Regions from separate parts of the Homo sapiens genome. Here region 1 is linked to region 2. A link is a loop called in an ENCODE intact Hi-C map of the cell type or tissue named here. Cell type or tissue: ascending aorta. All regions are shown on one strand. Links, peaks and the distances in the headings refer to the core of each region. The heading gives the core; the rest is flanking DNA.

Evidence for each region. Peaks named below come from ENCODE experiments on the same cell type or tissue, not always from the same donor. Only the 100,000 strongest peaks of a DNase experiment are listed, where the experiment ranks them.
Region 1: a loop joins it to region 2, with 4 times the contacts of the local background. A loop is called at or near these places in 3 of 110 quality-filtered maps.

What each region holds. Positions count from the first base shown.
Region 1 is chr3:185,278,049-185,283,436 of GRCh38, forward strand. LOC124900548 (a long non-coding RNA gene) reads right to left here and starts at 4,809. Exons shown (of 2, transcript XR_007096203.1): 1 at 3,862-4,809; 2 at 1-2,276. It also overlaps a transcript of MAP3K13 not described here. RefSeq lists a silencer at 2,921-3,000 and enhancers at 4,044-5,243, 4,818-5,388, 4,875-5,014, 5,075-5,364. In ascending aorta, for the core only: a CTCF peak has its summit at 2,926 (motif pointing left); a DNase peak (open chromatin) is centred at 4,873; H3K4me3 peaks cover 1,069 bases.
Region 2 is chr3:185,360,006-185,365,393 of GRCh38, forward strand. MAP3K13 (mitogen-activated protein kinase kinase kinase 13) reads left to right here and starts at 3,131. Exons shown (of 14, transcript NM_004721.5): 1 at 3,131-3,363. RefSeq lists a silencer at 2,963-3,112 and enhancers at 3,583-3,672, 3,763-3,822. In ascending aorta, for the core only: no CTCF peak of the experiment used is centred there; a DNase peak (open chromatin) is centred at 3,026; H3K4me3 peaks cover 2,263 bases; H3K27ac peaks cover 770 bases.

The DNA of each region.
Region 1 (5,388 bases), core at 255-5,254, 82 kb before region 2:
TAACATTCATCTCCTTGTATACCTCCATCAGAGCTTTTGGATAACAGATGCATTGTCAATGAGCTGCCATATTTTGAAGGAATTTTTTTTTTTTTTTTTGAGACCGAGTTTCGCTCTGTCACCCAGGCTGGAGTGCAGTGGCGCAGTCTCGGCTCACTGCCAGCTCCGCCTCCCGGATTCACACCATTCTCCTGACTCAGCCTCCCGAGTAGCTGGGACCACAGGTGCCCGCTACCACACCTGGCTAATTTTTTTTGTATTTTTAGTAGAGACGGGTTTCACCGTGTTAGCCAGGATGGTCTCGATCTCCTGACCTCGTGATCCACCCGCCTTGGCCTCCCAAAGTGCTGGGATTACAGGCGTGAGCCACCGCGCCCGCCCGGAATTTTATTTTTTAAAGCAGCAGATCTCACCAGTGGGCTTAAGATATTCAGTAAATCATGCTGTAAACAGATGTGCTATCATCCAGGCTTTTTTGTTCCACTTATAAAGCACAGGCAGAGTAGATTTAACGTAATTCTTAAGGACCCTAGGATTTTCAGAATGGCAAATAAGCACTGGCTTCAAGTTAAAGTTACCAGTTGCATTAGACCCTAACGAGAATCAGCAGGTCCTTTGGAGCTTTGAAGCCAGACACTGACTTCTCCTCTTTAGCTATGAAAGTCCTAAATGGCATCTTCTTAAAATAGGAGGCTGTTTTATTGAAAATCTGTTGTTGTTTAATGTGGCCACCTTCATCAATAATCTTAGCTGGATCTTCTGGATAACTTGCTACAGCTTCTTCATCAGTACTTGCTGCTTGACCTTGCACTTTTATGTTATAGAGAAGGCTTCTTTCCTTAAACCTCATGAATTAACTTCTGCTGGCTTCCAACTTTTCTTCTGAAGCTTCTTCACCTCTCTTAGCCTTCACAGAATTGAAGAGAGTTAGGGCCTTGCTCTGGATTATGCTTTGGCTTAAGGGAATGTTGTGGCTGGTTTGATCTTCTATCCAGATCAATAGAACTTTCTCTATATCATCAATAAAGCTGTTTTGCTTTCTTATCATTCGTGTGTTCACTTAAGTAGCACTTTTAATTTCCTTCACATTTACAACTTGACTAACTATATGGCACAAGAGGCCTAATTTTTGGCCCATCTTGGCTATCTATATGTCTTCCTCACTAAGCTTTACCATTTCTAGCTTTTGGTTTAAAGTGAGAGACATGTGACTCTTCACTTCAACACTTAGAGGCCATTGTAGGATTATTAATTTGTCTAATTTCAATATTGTTTTGTTTCAGAATAGGGAGGCCCTAGGAGAGGGACAGAGATGGGGGAAAGTCCCATTGATGAAATAAAATATACACAATATTTATCAATTAAATTTGCTGTCTTAATGGCATGGTTGATGGTGACCCAAAACAATTACAATAGTAACACTAAAGATCACTGATCACAGATCACTGTAACAGACATAATAATAATGAAAAGTTTGAAATACTGCAAGAATTATCAAAACGTGACAGAGATATGCTGTTAGAAAAATGGCACTGACAGACTTACTCTACACAAAATTGCTATAAACCTTCAATTTGTTAAAAATGCAATATCTGAGCAGCACAAGAAAGTGGTGCACAATACAATGAGGTATGCCTGCACTGAACGTGTGTCCATCCCCTCAGGGTGTGTACAGTGTGTAGATATGAACACAAGCTGCTAGAGCGATTTTGCCATCTCAAGGAAAGCTGGCCGTAAGTGGAAGCAGATGCTACTGAAGGCAGAGCAAGACAGAAACAAATATGGGTCCTGGATGATATCGTCGAGTTGCTGAGGCAACCAACCCTGATGCCTGTCATAATACTCCAGTTATAGAAGTCAAGATATGCCCTTATTGTTTAAGCCAATTTGTGTTGCATTTTGTGGAAGATGCAAAGATACGCTGCCCAGATTCCCTTTCAAGGAAGCACTTGCTGCCCAGGTGCAGGGAATGCGGTTAGCAGGCAGCCCCCAGCTATTTTCTTCAGGGTCTGCTTCTGCTGCAGAAGGCCACCTTGCTTGAGATTACACCCTTTCTAGGGCAGACAGCATCTAGCATAAGGGGCTGGCTATTTTAGCCTGACAACGATACTCTTGATGGGCAATACTTACTCTAAAGCTCCCTCCCAGGATGGCTGAGGATTTGCTGGACCTGAATAGCAGTTCAACTACTTCCTCTGAACAATCCTGCTTCCACTCCATTCCTAACAAAAATCTTCTCATCTCCAATCTGGAATACTCAATCTGTGACAAGTTTTCTGTAACATCAGGCAAAAACATCCTGAGATTCAGTGGGCTAGTTTGAATTCAATCTTGTCTATAGAAAGAGAAATGCACTCATGATCTCTTATTTTTGACTTTGTGTTAAGGAAGATTTCCAGCATGCACAAAAAGAGAGACAAGAATATAATGAAACAACAATATCAATATATGACCAATAGTTATCATCTGATACCCTCGTGTATTATTTTAAAATAAGTCCTAGACATATTATTCCATCCAAAAATACCATAGTGCACCAATGTTTACTTTGAGATGCAATACAATGTCTTCTTCTCCGTTCTCCTCCTAATCCAACTCCTCTTTATGTTATCTCATCTTTTCTTCCTCTTTCCACCACCATAGCTTTAAAAAGAGGAACTGTTTTAATAGAAGGGGCAGGGGTGGCAGTAGTAAGGGATAGATGGCCCAGAACAAATACTGGAATCCTTTCATTCATTCAACATTCAACATTCATTCATTCAACATTCTAGAGAGTATCCTCTCTCAAAGTCTTGGGATACTCAATCATCACTAGTATAGGCAGTTGTTCAGATAGGTGGTACTGGACAATGACGTTTTTGTTTAGCCAGAAGGAAGCAAGGAAAAGAGTCCCTTAACACCTGCCATCTAGTGGTCACAGTGATAAGTAACATGCATGTTTTCTACTAAACAGATTAATACATGGTTTGTTCTATGGAACAAACAGGAAATTAAGGCCAGAGGGGTAAAGTGATTTAAGGTCATATGGCTAGTTAATAGCAGGGCTTGGCATAGAACCCAAACAAGTTGACTTTAAGACCTGCGTAAATTGTGATTGTTTGAAACGTAAATATGTCATTCAAATGATTTTAAATTTGATTAAAGTATCATCCTGTTTTGTATTTAGTTGTATTAAGTTATAGTATATTAGTATCAAAGGAGAAAAAGTGCCATTGGTTGAATGAGGGAACAAGATGGGCCTATGAGATAATATTAACATTGAATTATTTTCCATTACATGGTCCCACTACCAACATTTCCATAATAATAATAATAATAATGCCTATGCTAGCTCTGTCATATTCCTAAACAAAGGTTGAATAGTTATTAAGAGAAATTGCTTCCAATTAAACTAAATGCAATTATGCCACATCATTGACCGTACATTCAGAGTCTATGTTACCTTCTGGAGTTTGTTGGATCTGTTACTTATTCCTGTCCAGCCAGTTAAAATTGAAGGTAGAGCTCACAGGAGCTGATACTTTACTCTTTATTTCTGGGTAAATATAAGAAGTTTGCCAGGGGAACGGAAATACTGTGTTTCAAATGAATGCAATGGCCACACCAAACATTCAGATGTTCATCACAATTAGGCGGCATCTAGGTTACATTGCCCTTGTCTCTCCAGGACTGGGATTTTCCTAATCCTTTTCACTTGAGAGGGAAGGATTTAAAAGTGAATCTACCCTTACCTTATTAACATTTTGAGGCAGATTTTGGGAATGGGAGAGGTGGCAAGCATTTTGAGACTCTACTTTTGGTGCTAGCATTGAAACTCATTGTGTGACATTTAGACGCTTCTTTGGATCCAATTTTCCTTACCTGTAACAGCAAGAGGTTGACTAAGTGATTGCCTCTAAAAGTTCCTTTCAGTTCTGTCATTCTGCGAAATTTTTGGGCAAAGATAAATCTTCAGCTCAGCTGGTCCCTTCTGCTTTTTCCTGGGTTGACTTCCTTCCTCCCACTATCATTTATTGAGTATCTCCACGTTCTTGAGGGTAGGGCCTGGGTTTTATTCAACTTTCCCCCATTAACTAGCACAATAACTAAGCAGGTTATTTCCAGCAGGGTTAAAGTTGTTTTCTATATAAGATTCCAACTTTGTCTGGAGGGGCTCACAGTTCCGAAGAGGGTGCCAGGCATCATCAATTAATTAAAAGCCGAGTATCCATAAACATAAAAAAAAGTAGGGGGGACATAAAGGGTAGCAGGAAATCTGGTTCCAGTTGTCCTTAAGCACAGGTATGTTCCAACAGGGAATAAGAGTGCATAGTAGTGCAAAAAGTAATGGTTAACACTCATCGAATGCTTTCAATATGCCAGTGCTTTCCACGTATTATCTCAAGTAATACAATCGTCCTATTTTCTAGGTACTAGTATTATGTTTCACACTTGAAGTGGGCACAGAGAGGTTAAGTATCATGCCCAGGTAACACTGTTAGAAGTGAGAGGCAGCACTTGAAACCAGATAGCACAACCTCACTGCCTGCACTCTTAGCACTCCACTAGGTAGATAAATAAGAAAAATCATAGTAACAATCATGATTTCTCCAAGAGGCCAGGTGAATTTGACCAGTGATGAGTCCAAGCTACAGAAGGAGCAGAGGGAAGTGGCTGCCGAAAAGAAGGCTAAAGAAGTTTGCAAAAAGATAACATGCACTTTTCCAGGCTAGATACACAGGCGGAGAAGCAAACCGGCGAAATAAAATCCGACAAGCAAGATCTGGAGCGCATCAGGATGCCAGGTGAACTCAAAGACAGGTCGGAAGTGACGTCACTAGCCGAGTCGGGCGCTCAGCGGGACTGCGGGTCCGGTGGAATTCCGGCCGGACGTGGCGCACAGGAAGTTACGCACGGGAGGCGGTACCTGGTTGTGGAGGGTGACGCCATGGGTGGGGCGGAGCGTCTGGGATGCGCTGGGAGCCTAGGATCCCCGACAGGTAACCTGCGGGCGGATCTGAACGGGGGGCGAGGGTGGCAGCTGGAGTTGATGGCCTAGATCGCTCGGGGCCCTAAGCGCGGGTGGACACAGGTTAGGTAATGGACAGCATTAGGTGGCGGCTGAAGAAAAGGCTCCTTGGCATTAGACTCTCTGAGGGGTTGAGGATATGGAGAACTCTTGGGAACTTGGTCTTGGGGCCCGAAGTCGTCGAGGAAATACAGACAGGTTGAGTCTTCTAGGAATCAGACATGGCTGGGGGTCATGGGTTTCCGATCACTGGCGCTTATGTTGGAGAGACGGAGCCTGGGGCACTGAGATGAGTTGACCTAGGGTTCACCTACCCCGACCTGTTCTGCTAATAGGGGACAGGGACCTCGACTTTTTGTCTCTTAACTCGTAGCATAGTG
Region 2 (5,388 bases), core at 183-5,182:
CTATATATAGATTTTTATCTAATAATGAGTTTTAAATATCTTCTTGCATAATGAGACTAGAGTCATTTTCCAGTTATTACTGAAGTTTGAGGAGATTCATTTGGTTCTTAAAAGAGCTTACTCACCTTGATAATGGCTTTGCAGTCCTCCACACTTAGTATGCCCATGTGCTGCAATTAAAAATTACTTATAATGATGGGACTTGGCTTGATATCTCTAGAGTTGCATTGTTGCATACCATAGCCACCAGCTAAATGTGACTATTTTGGAGTTAAATAAATTTAAATCACTTTACATTAAAAATTCACTTCCTCAAGAACACTAGCCATCTTTCAAATCTATGGAATGCTCCATAATCACAGCAAGTTCTCTTGGGCTGTACTTCTCTAGAGTGTACATTTTTCATGCCTCTATATCCCTTCCTACCTTCTGCTTCTAAAATGATAATGACTTCCTCCAAGACTGACTTCTATATCTTCCATAATTTGGTGAGACAGCTTATCTTTCCAATGATTTCCCATGATAGTTGACATGGAGGAGTCTTTGTTGGCCTAGCTGATGTTCCTGTGGTACAGGAAGCATGCTAACTGAGGCCAAGTTTATCATCTTACTGAAGTGGCAAGTCCATAAAGCCCCCAAGTTTTTATTTTCCAGGTTATATATTGAGCCAAGAATCTTAGGTGACTGTTATTAGAAGCATTTATAGACCCTGTTTTGTTGAATTGCTTCAGAGACTACTCCCATCCATAGTGGACTTATTAGTAATTTTGTTGCTGTCAAAACTTACAGAAAAACTTCTACAACAGCTTTAGCTTTTTTTTTTTTTTTTTTTTTTTTTGAGAGAGGGAGTCTCACTCTGTCACCAGGCTGGAGTGCAGTGGTGTGATCTCAGCTCACTGCAACCTCTGCCTCCCAGATTCAAGCGATTCTCATGCCTCAGCTTCCCGAGTAGCTGGGATTACAGATGTGTGCCACCATGCCCAGCTAATTTTTGTATTTTTAGTAGAGATGGGGTTTCACCATGTTGGCCAGGCTTGTCTCAAACTCCTGACCTCAGATTTTATATGTATATGTGTATGTGTATATATATATATGTGTGTGTGTGTGTGTGTGTGTGTATACACACATATATACATATACATATATACAGATTTTATATGTGTGTGTATATATTATATATATATATACACACACACACAAATTGATGTTTCTTGGCTATTTTATTGACATAGTCCACAAAAAGTTTGCCTCTTTCCATTAGTTAGTCTGTATTGTTTTGGAAGAAAAAAATGTTTTCCATAAATCTGATTCTTTTAATGTATCCTGATTGGCTTTGGTTGTTGTTAAATAGAGATGTATATTCTTCAGCTTTCCATTTGTTCGTTTTTTGTTTTTTTTTTTTCTTTTTTCTTTGAGACGGAGTCTTGCTCTGTCACCCAGGCTGGAGTGCAGTGGCAAGATCTCGGCTCACTGCAAGCTCCGCCTCCCGGGTTCACGCCATTCTCCTGCCTCAGCCTCCCGAGTAGCTGGGGCTACAGGCGCCCACCATCACGCCCGGCTAATTTTGTTTTTGTATTTTTAGTAGAGACGGGGTTTCACCATGTTAGCCAGGATGGTCTCGATCCCTGACCTCGTGATCCGCCCACCTTGGCCTCCCAAAGTGTTGGGATTACAGGCATGAGCCACCGTGCCTTGCATGTTCGTTCTTAAATAATGTGGTACACTGAGGCCTACTGGGCGTGTACCAATGCCGTATTTGCCTTGAGCACTCCCATGTTACATGTGTAAACTTCTTTGGTCTATCTTTTTTGTAGTGATATTCCACAATAAGCTCCTTTAGAGAAGTTTGTTAACTATGTTGTTTGCCAACGATATTCTATTGCTTCAATATAGACAGTACACTGAATATCTTTGCTGTGTGTAAAATTATCCTGAAAAGTTTTCCTTTTCCAAATGAGCTAAGAAGTGTGCAATACTTACTAGTGGTCAGGTTTAGACCCTCCAGAACCACTTAGAAACAGGCCACCACTTTCCTTCTCTCACAGTTGTATAAATAATCTGATTGAGAAATAGAGCAGATCTCTGTTCAGAATGTTCTTGGTCACTGGACACCTCATAACTGAGGCTTTATATTAACCACGATCGTTCTAGTTTCAAGGATTGAGGCCATTTCCCAAGTTCAGAAAAATCATGATCAGTATTTGTCAAGTATTAGTCATTGTGAAGTGTAGTGATGGGGAGTAGGGACAATAAATATATTCATCTCCAATTTTGTATAACTGAAAAGTGTAAAAATAAAGAAGAAAGAGATGCCTCTTGAGTGAATTTAATACAGCTGTTTTTGCTGTTAATAATAAAACATCTTACTGAAACCAAAATTTGTTCAAAGTTTCATTAAGTGCCCTTTTGGAGCTGTGTCTTAATCGACTGCCAGAAGTTGAATAAACCAATGAGGAAACACTGTACCCTACTTAAAAGTAGCAGTAAATTTTTCTTCCATATCCACTTTTGATACATCATGAAGGTCAGCAAGATGTTACTGCTGTGCAAAACAGCTACATTCGTGTAATATTATTTTCCATATGTCTGTTTTCTTAGTTACTAGATTATTGTTCCCATGCGTTCTTCCCGACAATTTTGCTTTTACAAGTCCCGACAATTTTGCTTTTACAAGTCGTGGTGAGCAGGGCATACATGTCCACTAGTCTGCTAGTTTTAGAAATGGTTTTCCTGACTTTGATTTGTTTTGATCGCATCAGGCATATTGCTGAACAGTAAGAAAAGGGTTGAAGAAAAGAGTTCTAATGAATAAAAGATGGGATTTCTTCTATATGCATTTTTGTTATCCTTGATTCCACAGAAATTCTATTTTGATTCCTTCATTCAATAACAATAATAATGTTTTTATGACTATCACAGCTTGAAACACACACACACACACACACACACACGCACACACACACACACACACACACACTCAAGCTGCCAGTCTGTCTTAAGGCAGTGGCAGATGCCTGATTGGCGGGCTCTGTTTATTCTGTGACCAGATTCCTTCTAAAAGAAGGAAGGCCATGTCTGCCTGAAGCCTATTGGCTGGGCCTACTCTGGACCCGCCCCTCTTTTTTTTTTCATGACACACACCACAGCGAAGTCTGTGCGGAATCCTAAACCAGCCCAATTTACATCCATTCATGAATCTGTGACGTCAGCAAGCCTTTGGGCTCCTTTGCGGTGGGCTGGAGGATTGTGTGGGTGGAATCCCCCTCCCCTTTATTTTTCCAATTCTGCAAGGCTTTTAAAATTCACCTTACATCTTTTCAAAGCAAGAAAATGGAACAGCATGTGTAGGAATTCTTCGTTGTTGTGAGTATTGCACTCTGTTTTTCCTGTTTCTTCAGTATTTATTTCACAAGGACAGACAGAGAATGTGTGATTTGAGGTGATTAGAAAGCTGATATTATTGAGGGCGACACCGTGAGAGAGACAGAGAGACAGAGGCGGAGAGAAACCCGAAACCCCGTTACAGCTAGGAGCCTCTGAAACTGACAGCTGGTTTTCCTTTGCTTGTCTGCCTGCTAGACGTGGACATTTTTCATTTACGGTTCTGCACGTTACCTCGGATGCCTGCTTGGCTTTCCTTAAAGGGAGATTCATTTCTCTGAGAGATGATGTGGATGGTATTAGCAGAAAAGCCCAGAACACCAGAAAGGTGCTGAGAAAAGCGGGGCCCGCAAGACAGAGCAGGTTCTATCCTGTGGGGCACTTGTCTTCCTTGCGACCGTCCTTTCTGCCGTTCCTCACCCTTCACCTTGCCTTTGTTTCATATTGTGTAACAGTCAGTATCTTGCGATTGCAATTTGGTGAAGATGAATACTTGTTCAACCATTTTTCAAAAGCTCTTATGACGGGAGCCATAGTGGTGTATTTATATATATTCATAGCTCTTCTTTATGTCACTCTCTACACTTTATAGTGTCAAAAACTTAAAAAGCTGCATTCGAGGGAAAGGGGGAATTATCCTTAAACTTGGGTTTTTCAATATCCTCTAATGAAAACTAAGAAGTGGTTACAATGTTCCACAATTATATTGCATAGAAATGCACATGAGTGTTTTCCTAAGATGAACTTATTAGCTGAAAATAGTTTATTCCACTGTGTTGGGGAAACATGGAAAAGTTCTGATATGTTCCATGTATAAAGTTGGTTTGGTAGTTTGCTACTGTAGTTTTAACAAAAAGTTACTATTTGTGATTGAATTTGTTTTCCAAGGGTCTGTTTATTCTGGTGAAAGTTGTGAGAGTAAAGAAGAGGGATGTGACATTGTGACATGTTCTGCCCCTGGGGCAGCTCCTCAACCCGAATAATCTGACAGCATTTCCCAACTGCTTCACTTTGAGCGATTTATATGCCAGTCTGCAGCATGTACCCAGTTGTTCTTTCTCCTGAGAAAGCAAAATGCCTGATATTTCTTATAATCCAGGCTGCCATGTTTACCTTGTAAAATCAATACTTAATTTTTAGATTTTTATATTATCTTTTCTCGTGAAGCAAGACTTCTAAATTATGGCTATAATATCTTTTGAATTGTTGTTCTTAATGAATCTTCCAACTGTAAACTCATCTAATTTCAAACTTATCATACCTGAGGATGTAACATTGTCTTTTGTTTCTCATCTTGATATTACCGTCAATCATTTTGTATTTCTGAGTACATTTGAACTTGCTGGAGTAATAGAGGGAAAACCTCTGCCTGATTCTAAATCAGATCTTTGTCCTATACTCGGACAATTATGGTTTCATATTTTATTATTTTTTATTTTCTGGGTTTAACAAATGAGATAACATTTTAGACATAATATTTGTAAACATCTTGACTTATTTCAGCATTTTCCTTTTTTGTATATCTTCAGAGAGTTTGTTGAAAGTAGCAATTTCCAAGTAATTTTAAATTATTGAAGTCTACTAGCACGAAAGGTCAAATTCTTAGGATATTTAAAAAATGTTGTTTAATAATCAAACTCATCTTAAAAAATGTTCATCAGACTCTGTCTTTGATGCACATTTTGCCAAAAGAGAGCCTTATTTCTGTGAAAGAAATACAGTATGTACTTTGGATTTACTAAAGTAAAACTGTTACTTTAAGGCACAGAGCAGATATAGAATCCCCCTCTCTCCCCACTCCTAGTGACTGTATTCTACATTATATTTATCTTCATGTATAGTGTACTTGTAGGGAAAAAAACAATAACTCTTAATTGTTTAATATCAAACAATAAAATCCTGTGTATCAGTGACTGTCAATAGATGGCTTTCTGTTTAAAAACTGAAGCTACTCCAGAAGTAGGAATTAATTTATTTAGTAAACAAAGTCAGTCAAACCAGAGCCAT